4 separate regions of the Homo sapiens genome follow, and all the other regions are linked to region 1. Evidence: read pairs that join two places in POLR2A ChIA-PET (ENCODE). Cell type or tissue: GM12878. All regions are shown on one strand. Region 1 has its middle 52 kb from the start of MIR4668. Region 2 overlaps SUSD1 (sushi domain containing 1). Region 3 has its middle 43 kb from the start of UGCG. Region 4 overlaps UGCG (UDP-glucose ceramide glucosyltransferase).

The links. Peaks named below come from ENCODE experiments on the same cell type or tissue, not always from the same donor. Only the 100,000 strongest peaks of a DNase experiment are listed, where the experiment ranks them.
Region 2: POLR2A ChIA-PET joins it to region 1 with 5 read pairs; 6 of 35 experiments call an interaction of 5 or more read pairs at or near these places.
Region 3: POLR2A ChIA-PET joins it to region 1 with 6 read pairs; 2 of 35 experiments call an interaction of 5 or more read pairs at or near these places.
Region 4: POLR2A ChIA-PET joins it to region 1 with 7 read pairs; 11 of 35 experiments call an interaction of 5 or more read pairs at or near these places.

Annotation. Positions count from the first base shown.
Region 1 is chr9:111,982,054-111,986,053 of GRCh38, forward strand. No RefSeq gene overlaps it. Among named protein-coding and RNA genes, the nearest start is that of MIR4668, 52 kb to the left of the region's middle. RefSeq lists enhancers at 1,426-1,485, 1,786-1,885, 3,216-3,565. In GM12878, no CTCF peak of the experiment used is centred here; DNase peaks (open chromatin) are centred at 1,608 and 3,488; H3K4me3 peaks cover 447 bases; H3K27ac peaks cover 3,631 bases.
Region 2 is chr9:112,080,570-112,084,569 of GRCh38, forward strand. All of the region lies in intron 10 of SUSD1 (sushi domain containing 1), which reads right to left. Among named protein-coding and RNA genes, the nearest start is that of LINC02977, 42 kb to the left of the region's middle. RefSeq lists an enhancer at 3,886-3,965. In GM12878, no CTCF peak of the experiment used is centred here; no DNase peak of the experiment used is centred here.
Region 3 is chr9:111,851,481-111,855,480 of GRCh38, forward strand. No RefSeq gene overlaps it. Among named protein-coding and RNA genes, the nearest start is that of UGCG, 43 kb to the right of the region's middle. In GM12878, no CTCF peak of the experiment used is centred here; no DNase peak of the experiment used is centred here.
Region 4 is chr9:111,906,711-111,910,710 of GRCh38, forward strand. All of the region lies in intron 1 of UGCG (UDP-glucose ceramide glucosyltransferase), which reads left to right. Among named protein-coding and RNA genes, the nearest start is that of UGCG, 12 kb to the left of the region's middle. RefSeq lists an enhancer at 2,753-2,812. In GM12878, no CTCF peak of the experiment used is centred here; no DNase peak of the experiment used is centred here; H3K4me3 peaks cover 2,535 bases; H3K27ac peaks cover 2,848 bases.

The DNA.
Region 1 (4,000 bases):
GCAAGGACAGGTGTGCTTCTGATGGCCTCAGTCCACATGGGTTTTCTCCTGCTCTGAAAATTAGGGTTGGTTTTTCTTCACTCGCACTCATATACACCACCTGCCTGGCCCCCAAGGCACTTGAATCTGTGTCCCTTTGAAAGGTGACACTCAAAGATGATCATCCCTGGAGGTACAAAAGTTTAACAACGGGATGTTACTCAGAGATTGCAAAGTGTCCACCTGGGGTGAGGGAACTGTCACCTGCCTTCATTTCATCTTTATATCCACTGTAGGATGTAGATGCTAAGAAGAGCTTGGGGTCAGGAGTGGGCTGGTTCATCTTGGTCTTAACTTTCTGCTGGGGTCTAGAAAGGATAGGTTTGGTTCCTTTCTATGCTTAAGAGCAGATGTCCTGCCAACGCTTTACCATTTAATGTGAGACCGACCATATATGGAAAGTGCCTGCCTTGGTGGCTGGCACAGTCACAGTAAGCACTCAATACACACTTGATGACAAGGATTATTGTTGTTGTTACCATCATTAACCCTTGATTTCCTGCCACTCAACCAGCTCCCAGCAAGATAGATTTCCAAAACCCTTGCCTTTCTCTCATCCTGACCCATTAGTGGCCACCTCCCTTGCCCTCCTCCTCCCAACCCCTTCCTAATGTCTGGACCCATTCGTTTGCAGCCCTGAGCTCACTCCTTAACAAATGACACTGCCCCTTTGGCCCTGACTTCTGGCTTCCCCTCCTCTACCAGGACTAGCACATCCACCCCTGGCTGCACTGCTTCTGGCTGTGCAGGGCAACCACTCAGACTGTCTATTCTTGCCTTTGCCCTAAAATGTGGGCTCTTGTAGGCACTGTCTTCAGCTCCTACATGGGATGAGGACTTCAGAGCGCAGAAGTCGACAGGCTCCCATGATTGTGTCAAGGCAAGAGTCAAGACCCACTGGAGGGCAGGGACCATGTCTGCATCTGTCTTTTTCACTGCTGCATCCTCACGGCTCAGGACACTCCCTGGTACAAAGCAGATGCTTAATAAATACTCATTGGATGGACAAATGAATGGATGGACAGATGAATGAATGAATGAATGAATACACAAATGAATCAGATCAGAGATCAGAGAGGAAAAAACTGCTTACGTTTTTAACACGTAGATGTGTTGCTTTTTGTGATCTTTTCTACTTCTCTTTAGTGAGTAGCAATAAAATCAGTAAGGAGAAGAGGGTCTGTGTGTTGGTTTTCTGGAGGAGGAAGATGGGAAGATTTCCCTCTGCCCTGTGATCAGGCTCTGAATGGGGAGAGTTGTCCCAGGACACAGAGCAAGTGGTGATAGCATGTGATGGAGGGAGGAAAGGAACACCTGCAGCATAGGGAGGAAAGGAACATAGAGCTGGCTGGAGACTGAGAAACCACTACTTGTTCTATGTCCTGAGAGAGAGGGGGGTTGAGCAGGAGAAAGGGCTGCTGGGGTTTTCCACCTGCAGGCACCACGGCTGAAAGGCCTCCTGCCCAGGTCCTACCTCTGACTCAGTACCGACCTTAGGTAAGGCCCTTTCCCCATTTATGGCCAAGTCAGAAGATGTGGCCCAGTCTGAGGTTATCAAAAGGCAGAAGCCTCATGAATACACCTGGTTATTAGCTCTGGCAGTGTAAAACCAACAGCAGCACCAACCACATGGTGTGAGCTTCCTCCTCCACTTCTCTGTTCAGTTTCTCTTCCTGCCTGTTTTCTCTGCTGGGTGGGCAGTTCAGAAGGCTTGGGCCTACCATGCCCCAAACAGAAGAGGCTGCTTTCCTTCCCTTCTGAGCAGCCACAGCAGTGTGAACCCAGATGTGTATCTGTCACCTTTTCCTCACTCCCATCCCGAGCCCATGTGTCCCATGAAAATGAGCCATGAACCCCCCTTTGGACGGTGGGAAACTTGATGACAGGTCCAGGTCCCCGATTTGCAAAACAAATTGCCTCTTCTCTTTCTTCCAGCCCATGCGTCTCTCTTTGGGCAAAAGTTAATTCTCACCAACCTCTATCAACCTCCTCGGGTTGACTTCGCTATGCTTTTTCTGGAAATTTGTGCTTCCCCATTTCTTAGAGCACAGCAAACTTGGGGTGCCCTGAAGGCTGAGACAGGGGCAGGGTGTGAGCAGCACTGGGCCTCTAAGGATGCTCCTCCTTGTACATTCCTGCCACATTGTGGGGACACAATCCCCATCAGCGTGATGATGTCATAATTGGGGTGGGCGAGATAGGGAAGTTCATTGCCTGTTGCATCCTTCCTGGCACCATCTTGGGACTCTTCCCACTCATTTGCTACTCAGGATCCAGGGTTTTCCCAGACCAAGACACAGAGGATCAGATGTTCAGCCATACCTACTCCCTTGTGGAGGTGCCAATCATAACTAAGGTGTACTGAGCATTGACCTTGTTTAACCAGACATTGTTGTATCAAACACTTTATCTTCATTAACTCGTTTGATGCTCATAACAATCCTACAAGGCTTGTCACATTATTCTTTTCACCTTTAAAATGAAAAAAAAAAAAAAAAAAAAACAAGCTTAGGAAGGTAATTTGCCCAAAGTTACCCAGCCACTAAGTGGTAGAGGCCCCACACACCCCTCCCACCATGACCACATCTTCTTTTTTTTTTTTTTTTTTTTTTTACAGAGTGATAGAGTCTCACTCTCACTCTGTCACCCAGGCTGGAGAGCAGTGGTGTGATCTCGGCTCACTGCAACCTCTGCTTCCCAGGTTCAAGTGATTCTCCTGCCTTGGCCTCCTGAGTAGCTGAGATTACAGGCATGCACAACCACGCCTGGCTAATTTTTGTATTTTTAGTAGAGACAGGGTTTCACCATGTTGGCCAGGCTGGTCTCGAACTCCCGACGTCAGGTGATCCACCCACCTCGGCCTCCCAAAGTGCTGGGATTACAGGTGCGAGCCACCGTGCCCAGCCAGCCACATCCTCTTATAAAGTGGAGGGGTGGAGGAAGGAAGGAGGTCTCTACAAGGGTTTCCTTTTGGGTCTAACGATTAGTGAGCCCTCTCTAGGGAAGGAAAACCAACATCTGTGCAGAACTTCAGGCTGGTGAGGAAGATGTTGATCCCAATTAGAATCTGGCATCTGGCACTTGCAATAAATACCAGGGCACCTGCTTGTGTCCGCAGAATCACCCCAGCCTTTGTGCCAGAAAGAAAACACTCTTCACTGGATCCTCAAAGGAGTCCAGTCTCTGGCCCAGCTCTCAGGGAGCTCATGGTCTGGTGGAGGTAATGAACTCCTCTCCCTCACTCCACGTCTCCCTAATTCACACCTCCTTCCTCTGAAAAGACTCCCTTCCAGGCCTTGACTAAAAGGGTCCCTGTCCTGAAGAACAACCACTGAGCTACAGACTCAAGGAACAAGTCCTCATGATCCATCAGTCCCCTGTCCCCCCGTCAGCCTTGATACCATATGACCTCAACCACTCTGCCTCCAGGGAACTCACAGGTCACCTGAAACTGATACCACCTGGCTGAACTCCGCCCTCCAGTTTATGTGCCTGTATGAAGTCTGATTTGACTGCAACAAGCCTTTTGACTAAAATTGGGATGTATATGTGTGCAGACTGCACATATCAATTCTCGGAAGTTTTTTTTTTTTTTTCTCTCGGCTGGGCGAGGTGGCTTATACCCGTAATCCCAGCACTTTGGGAGACTGAGGTGGGTGGATCACTTGAGGTCAGGAGTTCAAGACCAGCCTGGTCAACATGATGAAACCCCATCTCTACTAAAATACAAAAATGAGCTGGGTGTGGTGGCGGGTGCCTGTAATCCCAGCTACTCGGGAGGCTGAAGCAGGAGAATCGCTTGAACCTGGGAAGCAGAGGTTGCAATGAGCCGAGATCGCACCAATGCACTCCAGCCTGGGCAACAGAGTGAGACTCCATCTCAAAAAAAAAAAAAAAAGAAGTTTTTTTCTTGTGGCAGAGCAAGAGTGGAAAATATTGTGTATTTTAAAAGTCAGCTTTA
Region 2 (4,000 bases), 99 kb after region 1:
CCCAGCTACTTGGGAGGCTGAAGCAGGAGAATCGCTTGAACCTGGGAGGCGGGGGTTGCAGTCAGCAGAGATTGTGCCACTGCACTCCAGCCTGGGTGACAGAGTGAGACTCTGTCTCAAGAAAAAAAAAAAAAAGAAAAGAAAAAGGAAAAAAATTATTTGAGTCTATTTACTGCAAGCTTCCTTGGCTTACTAAGCTAAAATTACAACTATTTGTCCTGGACCTTGTATACCCTCATTTATACAAATAAGTGTCGGTTCGAAATTCTGAGCTAAGAGCAACATTTCAGCAGAGAATTGCTCCTTGAGGAACTGAAAAAAGTGCTTTGAAGCAATCAGGTTTTTCATGAGGAAAAGAATAGGAGGTGGCGGGATTCTCTTGGTTTGGGCTTCCTTATCTCTTGTGAGCAAAGAAATATTTCTTGTCCTCTGCTCAGTTTCATAGTAATCAATCTAAAAGACAGTTCAGATCTGATACAGTTTAATGTGGAGGTACACCCATCCAAGTAGTCAAGAAAGACTATTTATTCAAAACCCTGACATCAGAGGTTACTTCCTTCAATAAGGATCTCTGTCCCTAAAGTGGAAATAATAGAGCAGACTTGCTAAGAAGTTTCACAGGAACACTGTGATGATTAACGAGTGATAAAGACAACTCCCAAATTACGTGAAAAAAGGAAGGTCTCATGAAAGGTAAGGCTGTATTTTGTAACTCCCTGGCCTGACAGGTTCCTACAAATGAAGCCAAGTTGGTAGACACGACTCCTCTCTATGGATTGGGCAGCTTGGCACAAAGAAAACCTGTACAAGTCACAAGCTGTACCTCAAATGTTGCAACACGGAGCAGGTAGGGAACAGGAGGAAAAGATGAACAGGTGGTAAGGAACAGGAGGAGTACAGATGATTCCAGGTTAATGCAGACCCACAGCTGGGTAGAGACAGGTTTGGAGATTAGTAGTAGTGGTCCAAAGTTACACTTCTGAAACTTTCAAAATACAAATAACTCCAATAGTATTTAAACAGTTCTAGACTATACAAAAAGGTGGAAGGGTCCCCAAATCATTTAATATGACTAAATAATCCACAATGCCCGACCTGTACAAGGATGGCACAGCCAATCACTAAACATCCTATGCCAAATTTGCTTGTTGATATAAATACAAAAATCCAAAATAAAATATTAGCACAAAGAAGTCAGTAGTACATTCAAAGAACAATACACTACGACCAAAGATTTATTCCCAGAATACAGAGAGTATCATTATTGGAAAAGCTATTAATAGGTTAAAAGAGAGAAACCATGTGGTTACTTTTATAAATGGAACTGTTAATACATTTAATATACTTTGTTAACTTGAAATCTTAGTGAGCTAGGACTTCATTTGACAGAAACGCCTTAGTTTAATAGGGTTTATAAGAAACCACCACACTCAGTGGTAAAGCAATTAAGCAATTTCTAGTAAAGTTAAGAACAATACAAGGATGTCTGGTCTTGTAGCTATTACTGAGCCTTATTCAAGAGATTCTAGACAATGCAGAAAAAGGCAAGAAAAAAAAATGAGCTATAAATGCCAGAAAGAGCAACAAATGATGCAACTGCCAGTAAATCTAAGAGACTCAACTAATCAAACATGAAACTGTTTGAAAATAACAGAAAGGCAACATACAAAAACTGATCATTTTCTATCTATCTTCAAGAACAAGTATGGTAGGTTAAATAATGACCCCCACCCGCCACCAGCATGTCTACATCCTAGTCCCTGGAACCTGTATGTTACCTTACATGGCAGAAACACTTTGTAGAGGTGACTAAGACAGTGAGATTATCCTGAATTGTCCAGATGAGCTCAATGTGATTACAAACATCCTTATAAGAGAGCAACAAGAACATAAGAGTTAGAAGATTTAAGAACGGAAGCAGAGGTTAAACTGATGAGCTTTAAATATGGCGGATGGAGCCACAAGCCAAGGAGTATAGGCAGGATCTAGAAACTGGAAAGGGCGTGGAAATAGATTCTCCCCTAGATACCCCCCGCCCCTGAAGAAACACAGGCCTACTGACACCTTGATTACAGCTTAGTGAAACTGATTTCACACTTCCGACCTCCAGAACTATAAGACACTAAATTCATGTTGCTTTTAGTTTTTGTTTTGTTTTGTTTTTTTGAGACAGGGTCCTGTTCTGTCACCCAGGTTGGAGTACAGTGACCTGATCATGGCTCACTGCAGCCTTGACCTCCTGAGCTCAAGTGATCCCCCTGCCTCAGTCTCTCAAGTAGCTGGGACCACGGGCACACACCACCACGTCCGGCTTATTTTTTATTTATTTTAATTTTTTTGTAGAGACAGGGTTTCTATGTTGCCCAGGCTGGGCTTGAACTCCTGGGCTCCCACCTCAGCCTCCAAGCAATCCTCCTACCTCAGCATCCCAAAGTGCTGGATTATAAATGTAAGCCACTGTACCCAGCCCTCATGTTATTTTCTGCCACTAAGTTTGCAGTAACTTGTCATAGCAGCAACAGAAAACTAATACAACAAGTAGCAGAATATAATAGAAAAATAAAAAGATCCATATTCATGAGATGGGATATCACAAGCAAACTTCAAATACCTAGAAATAAACCTAACTAGAAATGTCCAAAACTTACACGAAGATTTTAAAGAATTTTTTTTTTTGAGATGTAGTCTCTCTCTGTTTCCCAGGCTGGAGTGCAGTGGCACAATCTCAGCTCAGTGCAACCTCTGCCTCCTGAGTTCAAGCAATTCTCCTGCCTCAGCCTCCCAAGTAGCTGGGACTACAGGCATGCACCACCACACCTGGCTAATTGTTGTATTTGTAGTAGAAACAGGGTTTCACCATGTTGGGCAGGCTGGTCTCGAACTCCTGACCTCAAGTGATCCGCCCACCTTGGCCTCCCAAAGTGCTGGAATTACAGGTGTGAGCCACCGCCCCCAGCCACCACAATTATTTTCTTATCTCACGGAACTAATTTATACTGATTGAAAAAGCTTTTACAGACCAACATAGATATTAAATTTTAATTGTATATTATAAGACAAAAATATAAGCAAAATTAATTGAGACATTCCTAAAATTTCTTCACGGTCAGAATATAACAAACACTTCTCAATCACTTCTCAATTAAGAGTTGTTGGTGTCTATATTTTTCCACATAATAACATCCTATGTGCTATCTATCCAGAGTTTGGTGAGGCAGTATTTCTTCAAAATGTGCTCTTTTTGTTTCCAGAACTTTCTCGCCATCCACTGACACCCATTCTGATGCTGAAAGTTGATCTTATACTTTGCCGTTCTGTTCCCATTGCGCTTTACATATTATAACACTATGTCTCAATGTCAAATCATAATGTAGCTTTTTGGAAAAAGTTTTAGTAGGCAATTGATCTCAAGAAATAAATGGCACCACTAGTGTCCGTAACTAAATAGAAGTGACAGCACTATGAGCAACTATGACCAATATGATGCATAGATGGACAATGACAATTATGTTCTTGGCAGCCACCTGACTGACTGTATAACAATTGTAGGATTTCATAGATACCAAAATGTGAAAAAAATATGCCTCTGAGAATCAATAAAACATAATATATACAAGCATATTAACAGTAGCATTGTCTGTAATGACAAAAACTTGAAAGGGAAAAAAAATACCCAAATAACCTTCTATAGATAATAAGTTAATAAATTAGTATACCTTTATGTGATAGAATACTGTGCTTCCCTCAAAGAGAATGAGATGACAATACATGAATTGGTATGGAAGTATGTCTACAGGATATTGTAAGGCCAAAAGTCAAAGAATAATATAAAAAAGCAAAATGAAGAATAATATATATATAATTATTTCATTTTTTAAAATTACACACACACATATGCTCAAGTAACCTAACAGTAGTGGTGAGTCTGCAGCTCCTTCTGCTCACAGGAAATGTCTCACTGGCTCAGTTCATTCAGTTCCACCCGGGTCAGGGAGTGACA
Region 3 (4,000 bases), 130 kb before region 1:
CAGACTGGAAGTGATGAGAAAAATTAGCATTTATCTCAGTAAGAGACGGTGGGGCCTAAAATAAGGGGTGGGCAAATTTTGCACATAAAGGGTAAATAAAAGGAAACTTGGTATTTCCTGTGTGTGGTAGATGAGGGAGAGGGAAGAGTTAAGAGTGATTCAGAGGATTCCGGCTTAGGCAAAGGGGAGGGGTGGGGGGAAGGTGAGGACATGCACTGAGATGGGGAACACAGCAGGTGGAGCAAGCTAGAGGTCATATTCAGTAACTGAGAAAAACTCCGGGAAGGGGAAGAACTGGGTGTGGCCACATGGACCATCCACTCTCTCCCCCTGGGCTAATGAGCTGTTCATAATCTCAATTTGAGTCACCTGCATTTTATTGGCACTGGAAGGACAGGCTCCAGCCAGTCAGAGTGGCTGGGGGAAGTATTAAGGAACCACTGTCACCTTATGAATGATAATCTGTGGTTTGAAAACAAATTTGTGAAAAATAAAAACGGATTTAAAGCAATGGCCCTCAAGTATCCTAAATGCCGGGAAATGGAAAAGTAAAGGCAGATTATGCCAGAGGAAATAAGTATGCTGACCGTCTTTAGCCATGTGATGAGGAACAGAGATCTTGGGCCTTGGAGAATGCATTTATGTGGTTGTGTGGAATGAGGGGTATTGGGGAAAAGCAAGGGCTCTGGGGCCCTACAGACGCAGGTTCAAATCCTGTCCCACTACTTATTTACATTATGAATGAGGGAAAGTCAGTCAAATGTCTGTAGTCACCATTTCTTTATTTGTAAAATATAGCAAATAATACCCACCTTTCAGGTGTGATGTGGAAGAAATTAATTCATTATGGGTATTCAATATATGGTTTTCCCTTCCCACAAAGTGTGCCTCCCCTGTGAAAGTCATATAATCAGTCATAAAGGCTAAAATGGCCTTCTCGGAATACTTTACCAAATACCACTGTACCTTCTGTTAATTGGTTTTCAAAATCCTATTTTGCAACCTTTCCTGACTAATTGCATAAATAGTCATTGTCTTCCTGTAATGCATGGTACAAAAGAAGCAATCCTTAAAAGCTATGGGAAATCTCTTTATCTTGTCTATTCCATCTCTGATCTCTCATGTTTCTCTCACTAAAACACAGTTAAAAATTGCTGCAAGGATCATGCAGTATACCCAGGTAACAAACCTGCACATGTACCCCTTGAATCTAAAATAAAAGTGAAAAAAAGAAAGAATAGGCCAGGTGCAGTGGCTCATGCCTGTAATCCCAGCACTTTGGGAGGCCGAGGCAGGTGGATCACGAGGTCAAGAGATCGAGACCATCCTTGCCAACATGGTGAAACCCCAACTCTGCTAAAAATACAAAAATTAGCTGGGAGCGGTGGTGCATGCCTGTGGTCCCAGCTACTTGGGAGGCTGAGGCAGGAGAATCGCTTCAACCAGGGAGGCGGAGCGTGCAGTGAGCCGAGATTGCGCCACTGCATTCCAGCCTGGTGACAGAGTGAGACCATCTCAAAAAAAAAAAAAAAAAAGGGAATAAAGAAAGGAAAAATATACCTTTTTTTTTTTTTTTAAGAGTTGCTGTACGGAACCCAGAGATTGAATAAAGGACTTTATTGCTAGTAGTTTAAATCATCCCTTGGCAAATGTATTAGTTAGGATTAGTTTGGCAGCATTTAATCAAAAGCCCTAAAACAATAGTGGCCCAAAAATACAGAAAGGCATTTGTCTGTCAAGTAAAAGAAATCAAGAAGTAAGTATTCCTGGCTTGGCTTGGCAGCTCTGTGGTAACAGAAGGGACTTAAGCTACTCTATTTCTATCCACCATCTAAGCACATGGTTTCCAACCTCAAGGTACCTCGTGGTTCAAGATGGCAGCTGCAGCTTTACCCATCTCATGTAAGTTGCAAGCCAGAGGAAGAGAAAAGGCAGAAGAGCAATAAGGGTACTTCCAGATAAGGCAGTTTTCTTTGCATGGTTTTTATGAAAGTTCTACAAAACACTTCCTTGACCACATCACATTTCATTGACCAAAACTGGCTGCAAGGAAAGTTGGAAAACATAATTCCAGATGGTAAGATGCCCAGACAAAAATCCAGATTCTGTTACTAAGGAAGGAGTAAAGAATCTGTGTTGAGGTAGGCAACTAGTACTCTCTTCTCAAGGGTTTTATTCATCCAACAAGTATGTATTACATAACTTTTATTTAGCACCAGATCCTATTCCAGATATTGAGGTTTCATCAAGAAAAAAAAAGACAAATTCTTATCTTTATAGAGCTTACATTCTATTGAAATAATAATAGATAGCATTTATTGAGTGACTATTCTATGCTAGGCAGGGTTTTAAGAATTTTACTTCTGGCACGACACAGTGGCTTATGTTTGTAGTTGCAGCACTTTGGGAGGCTGAGGCAGGAGGATCACTTGAGGCAAGGAGTTTGAGACCAGCCTGGGTAACATACTAAGACTCCATCTCTACAAAAAATTTAAAAAATTACCTGGGATGGTAGCATGCACCTGATGTCCTAGCTCTTCGGGAGACTGAAGCAGGAGGATTGCTTGAGCCCAGGAGTTCAAGGCTGCTGTAAGCTGTGATTGTGCCACTGCACTTCAGTCTGGGTGACAGAGCGAGACCCTGTCTCAAAAAAAAAAAAACAAAAAAAAAAAAAAAAGGAAAAGAAAAGGGCTGGGCACAGTGGCTCATGCCTGTAATCCTAGCACTTTGGGAGGCTGAGGTGAGTGGATCACTTGAGGTCAGGAGTTTGAGACCAGGCTGGCCAACATGGTGAAACCCCGTTTCTACTAAAAATACAAAAATTAGCTGGGCGTGGTGGCAGGTGCCTGTAATCCCAGCTACTCGGGAGGCTGAGACAGGAGAATCATGTGAACCCGGGAGGTGGAGGTTGCAGTGAGCCAAGATTGCGCCACTGCACTCCAGCCTGGGTGACAGAGCGAGACTCTCTGTCTCAAAAAAAAAAGAAAAGAATTTTATTTGTATTAATTTATTTGATATTTGCAATAATCCTTTGGGATAGGTACCATCATTACCCATATTTTGCAGATAAAGGGAACTGAGACACAGAGAAGTTAATTTGCCCAAACTGATATAAATTATAACTAGTAGAACCAGAATTTGAATTCAGATAGTCGAACTCCAGAGTGCATGCTTTTAACTTCTACACTATATTGCCTCTCCACCAGTTCCCCATATGTCTCATTTTGCTTTCTCTTCTGGGCATAAATAATTGTGTGTATGCTTTGGAGGCTTAAATAGTTGGGCCCAGTTCTCCCACTTTTGAACTGGGTGAAACTGGTGAAACTGGGGCAGTAGAAGTTTGACACCTGGCTACGCATCCTATCAGGAGTGGGAGAAAGTTGCCATATACAGAATCCAGGAAACTATTAGGATGCTTACCGACTTACAGTGCTGCTTAGATGCTATAGCAAGTAGGAAGTGTCCTCCTTCAGTTTTTGAAGAGCCATTACTTGAATTGAGGCCAATTATGGCATCACTAGTTGCTCAATCCAGAAACCCGGACATCATCTCTGGTTCTTCCTACTCCTTCACTCCCACATATAATCAATTAGTTCTTTTGACTGAACCTCCTAAACAGTCCTAGAATTTTTCAGCTTATCTCTATCTCCACTGTCACATCTCCAAATTCATGACATTACCATCTTCGATTGTGTAAATCAGTTGCCACACATGTGATGTTCCTGCCTCCAATATAGTCTTTTTGGGTCCATTCTTTGCACTGTAGCCAGAGGATCTAATACCCAAAGCTGATCTCATCCCATCCTACTTAAAACCCTTCAATGACTCCATATTGCCCTCAGAATGAAGTCCAAATTCTTACATGTACAAAGTCTGATTTACAAAGTCTTGTATTCCCAAAGCAGGCTGAAAGACTGTTGCAGGTTGAGTTTCCCAGGAAGCAGAGTCAGATGGAGATTAGCATGGAGGAGGTTTCTTAGGGAGTCTTCTTGGTGTCACA
Region 4 (4,000 bases), 75 kb before region 1:
ATGAGCCACTGCACCCAGCCTTTCACTTGTTTCTTATGCCTTTCTGGTTTGTGTGCTTGTCTCTTTCTTTTGGACCTTTGCAATATTTTTCCCTTGCCTTCCATCTCCCCTGCCTGTACTTTATTCTCTTAACTTCTATAAATACAAAAATGATCCTGGTTGCTTCCTTTTAGTCTTTCATGGTTATTTCTTGCCTAGAGGATGAGCTCCAGGCCTTTTCAGCCTTGTCTGTGAAGTCACGAAGAATTTATAGCAGAGATGAGTCTTAAAGCAGTGCTGCTCAAGCTTGAGTGTGCCTGTGAATCACCTAGAGATCTTGTTAAACTGAAGATTGAGTTTCAGTAGTTTTGGGGGATGAGGCCTGAAATTTTGAAGCTCTGAAAAGCTCCCAGGTGTTGCCAATGCTGCTGGTCCATGGGCCACACTTGGAGTATGAAAGTCTGGAAAGACCGCCTCCTAGGAGTAGTTGGATGCTTCCATCTCTCTTCTCTCAAAGTGTTCCAAACATACTTTGATGATAGCCTGTATCACACTGCATTTGCAGAGTCCCGTACAGACTCTACTTCTGAATGAGAGGTGGCGTGTGCACATGTGAGAACCACCTCTCCTATTAACACATGGAAATGCTGTAACGATTAGACACTTACACACCCAGAGCCTGAAAATGTGAAAAGAAAATCTGCATATTCCAGAAACCAAGAGGGAATGCAAAGCAGTGGGTTGGTCTGGTCTGCTAATTTGAATCCCGGTGGGGTTTTAATTTATTGATATTTCTTCTCATTGGTATATTTTCCTGATTCTTTGCATGCTTGGAAATTTTTTAATAGATACCAGACATTTTGAATTTCACCGTGTTGGGTGCTGGATGTTTTTGTTTTTCTGGACTGTTGACTCCAGCTCTTCAATTCATTTTCTTTCTTTTTTTTTTTTTTGAGATGGAATCTTGCTCTGTTGCCCAGGCTGGAGTGCAGTGGTGCGATCTTGGCTCACTGCAACCTCCGCCTCCCGGATTCAAGTGATTCTCCTGCCTCAGCCTCCCGAGTAGCTGGGATTACAGGCACGTGAGGCCACACCTGGCTAATTATTTTTTGTATTTTTAGAAGAGATAGGGTTTCACCATGTTGGCCAGGCTGGTCTCGAACTCCTGACCTCAAATTATCCTCCCGCCTTGGCCTCCCAAAGTGCTGGGATTACAGGCGTGAGCCACCGCACCCAGCCTACCTTATTTTCTGTGTCATAGGAATCACTGTCTTCCTTTGCTTGATGTCCAGTATCTTCAAAACTGTTGTCTCCTGTATTTTTTTCTGATTTTTTGGTTGTTTCAGGTGGGAGAGAGTAAATCCAGTTAGCGTTTCTTCATCTTGTCCAAAAGTTGAAGGCTTGGGGGGTGGGTGGTGGGAAGAGTAGGGCTTTTAGTACTAGTGCGAGGACAGAGTCAGTGCTGCACACTAGTTATAATAACCTCAAACTGTAAACAACCCAAACATCCATCAACAGAAAGTAAATAAAGTGTGGTATATTAGTAAAACTATCCTGTAACAAGAGTGAATACATGATAGCTAAATGTAACAACGCGGATGATTCTCACAAACATAACGCAACCCAAAGAGGCCAGACAGGAAAGATACATCCTATGGGATTCCATTTATATAAAAATTTAAAGCCAGCAAAACTAGTCTGAAGTCAGGACAGTGAGTACCCTTGAGGGGAGCATAGTACGTGGAAGGAGACACGAGAGGACTTCTGGGGTTCTGCTAATACTGTTTTTTGATCTGGGTACTGGTTACATGAGAGTTTCACTTTGAGAAAATTCTTTGAGCTGTGTACTTACAGGTGACTTTATAATATGTACATTATGTATCAATAAAAAGTACCCCCCACACCACTTCCCCAACAAAAAGGTCAAGGCTGCAAGCCAGATGCATTATAGGAAGGTAAGAACTGGATTCCCAGTATAGAACCTAGAAAGCAAGTCGTCTGCCCTAGGCTGAGGGTAGAAATGGACACCCATGAGAAAGCTTGTGCAACGTGTAGGAATCATAGGCTCAAGTTCATACTGTCTAGGAAATGCAGAAACCCTGATCTGAGACACTAAAAGAAAAACTAGTTAGAAACCAGTAAAACTTGTAAGACCCTGTCCGAGCCACTTATAATACTGCCCCACTTTAAGGGCTCCACCGTGGAGGCCACTTTTGAAACACTAGGCAATTGATCACAGTGCCCTCCCTCCCTCTCTCCCTCTCTGTCACCCAGGCTGGAGTGCAGTGGTGCGATCTCGGCTCACTGCAACCTCTGCCTCCCAGGTTCAAGTCATTCTTGTGTCTCAGCTTCCCGAGTAGCTGGAATTATAGGCGTGTGCCACCACGCCCAGCTAATTTTTCTATTTTTAGTAGAGATGGGGGTTTTGCCATGTTGGCCAGGCTGGTCTTGAACTCCTGACCTCAAGTGATCCGCCTGCCTCATCTTCCCAAAGTGCTAGAATTATAAGCATGAGCCACTGCACCAGCCCACAAGGCTACTTCTGACCTTGGAAACTCTTCTTTATTTTGAAAAAAACCACTGGGATTTAAAAAATGTTTTTGAAAAAAAATCACTGGGATTTAAAAAAATTTTTTTGAAAAAAATCACTGGGATTTTAGAGCTTTTTATTCTGTCATCCACATCTCAAACTCTTTCATGATTTCTGTGTAGAAATCTGTAGATTGGTTTCCAACACACTGGTCATGGCCAAAGGCATTGTTTCCACCTGTGGAACGATTCTCCAGAGCAAAGCTTTGTTGACATCTTTAAGAGTTTTGTAAGGAGAAGAGCTTCTGGGCATGTGCAACCCAACTTCCCCATTAAGCCACAGCTCCTTCACAGTAGGGAATTCACCTGTTGCTTGTTGCATTCCAGTGCATATGATAATGACTAGTGTACATTCGGGGCTGTAAAGATGTTGTCCAGTAAGTGACTGCAAAGCAGTCATGGAGTACCACTGTGTGCTGAGCCTAGTGCTAGAGGTGTTTTGTTTATTTGGTGACTTAATGGATATTCTTCTATTGTTTTGACAAACATTTCAAGTAATTTGTACCACATGGCTTTGTTGGTTGCGTTATGTAAGTCAAAACAGTATTCTGCAAGGTAGGATCTCGTACCCTAGGGGGTACACAACAAACTGACCTGTTGGGTTTTGGAAAGAAAATATTAGAGAGAGACAGGGACAGAGGGGAGGCACAAATACATTTTTTAAAGGCCCTGTGATATAGTCTGGCTTATTTTGAGTAGAAATTTCAGATATAGTACTTAACAATTCTCTTTATCCATAAACCTAGAGAGGGCTTTGTGGCTGTTGAGAGAGTCAGAATGAATCTATGATAAAATACTGCATTCTCAACATGAAAAGTTCTTCAAAGGAGGAGGTGTATCTAATGATATTTAAAGTAAAACATCTTGGGAGAAGGGAGAAGTAGGATCTACTCTAAACTTTACCAAAATGTAATCGCCTCTAGACTATTCAGTACAGCTTAGATGATCTTCGTTGCTACTGTTTTTGATCTAAAGCCTTGCCACAGGCACTGAGATTATTAGTGGGCCAGTTCTCTCTGCTACTTAGCCAGCACTTGACCTGCATGTTTTGGTAGTTTAATAGCACTTAAGGATCACACAGTGGGACCAACAGATAAAAATCACTGGGATTTTAGACCTTCTTATTCTGTCATCCACATCTCAAACTTTTTCATGATTTCTGTGTCTTTACCTGTCCCTCTCTCTGGGCTGCATTCTGGATAGCTTCTTCTAATCTAGATGCCAATTCTTTCGTAAATTGTGAGTACGTAAGATTCTGTATTACTTGTCTTTTGAGTTTCTGATGTCAGTGATTGTAACTGTCATTCCTAGAACTTGTGTGGTTCTTTTCATATTATTTGTGGTCATATATAATGATTTCCCTCATTTCCTTCTCTTCTCTTGGGTTTTGTTCAGGTACACAGGGAGGTTGCATTCTTGGCCCAAACCCACG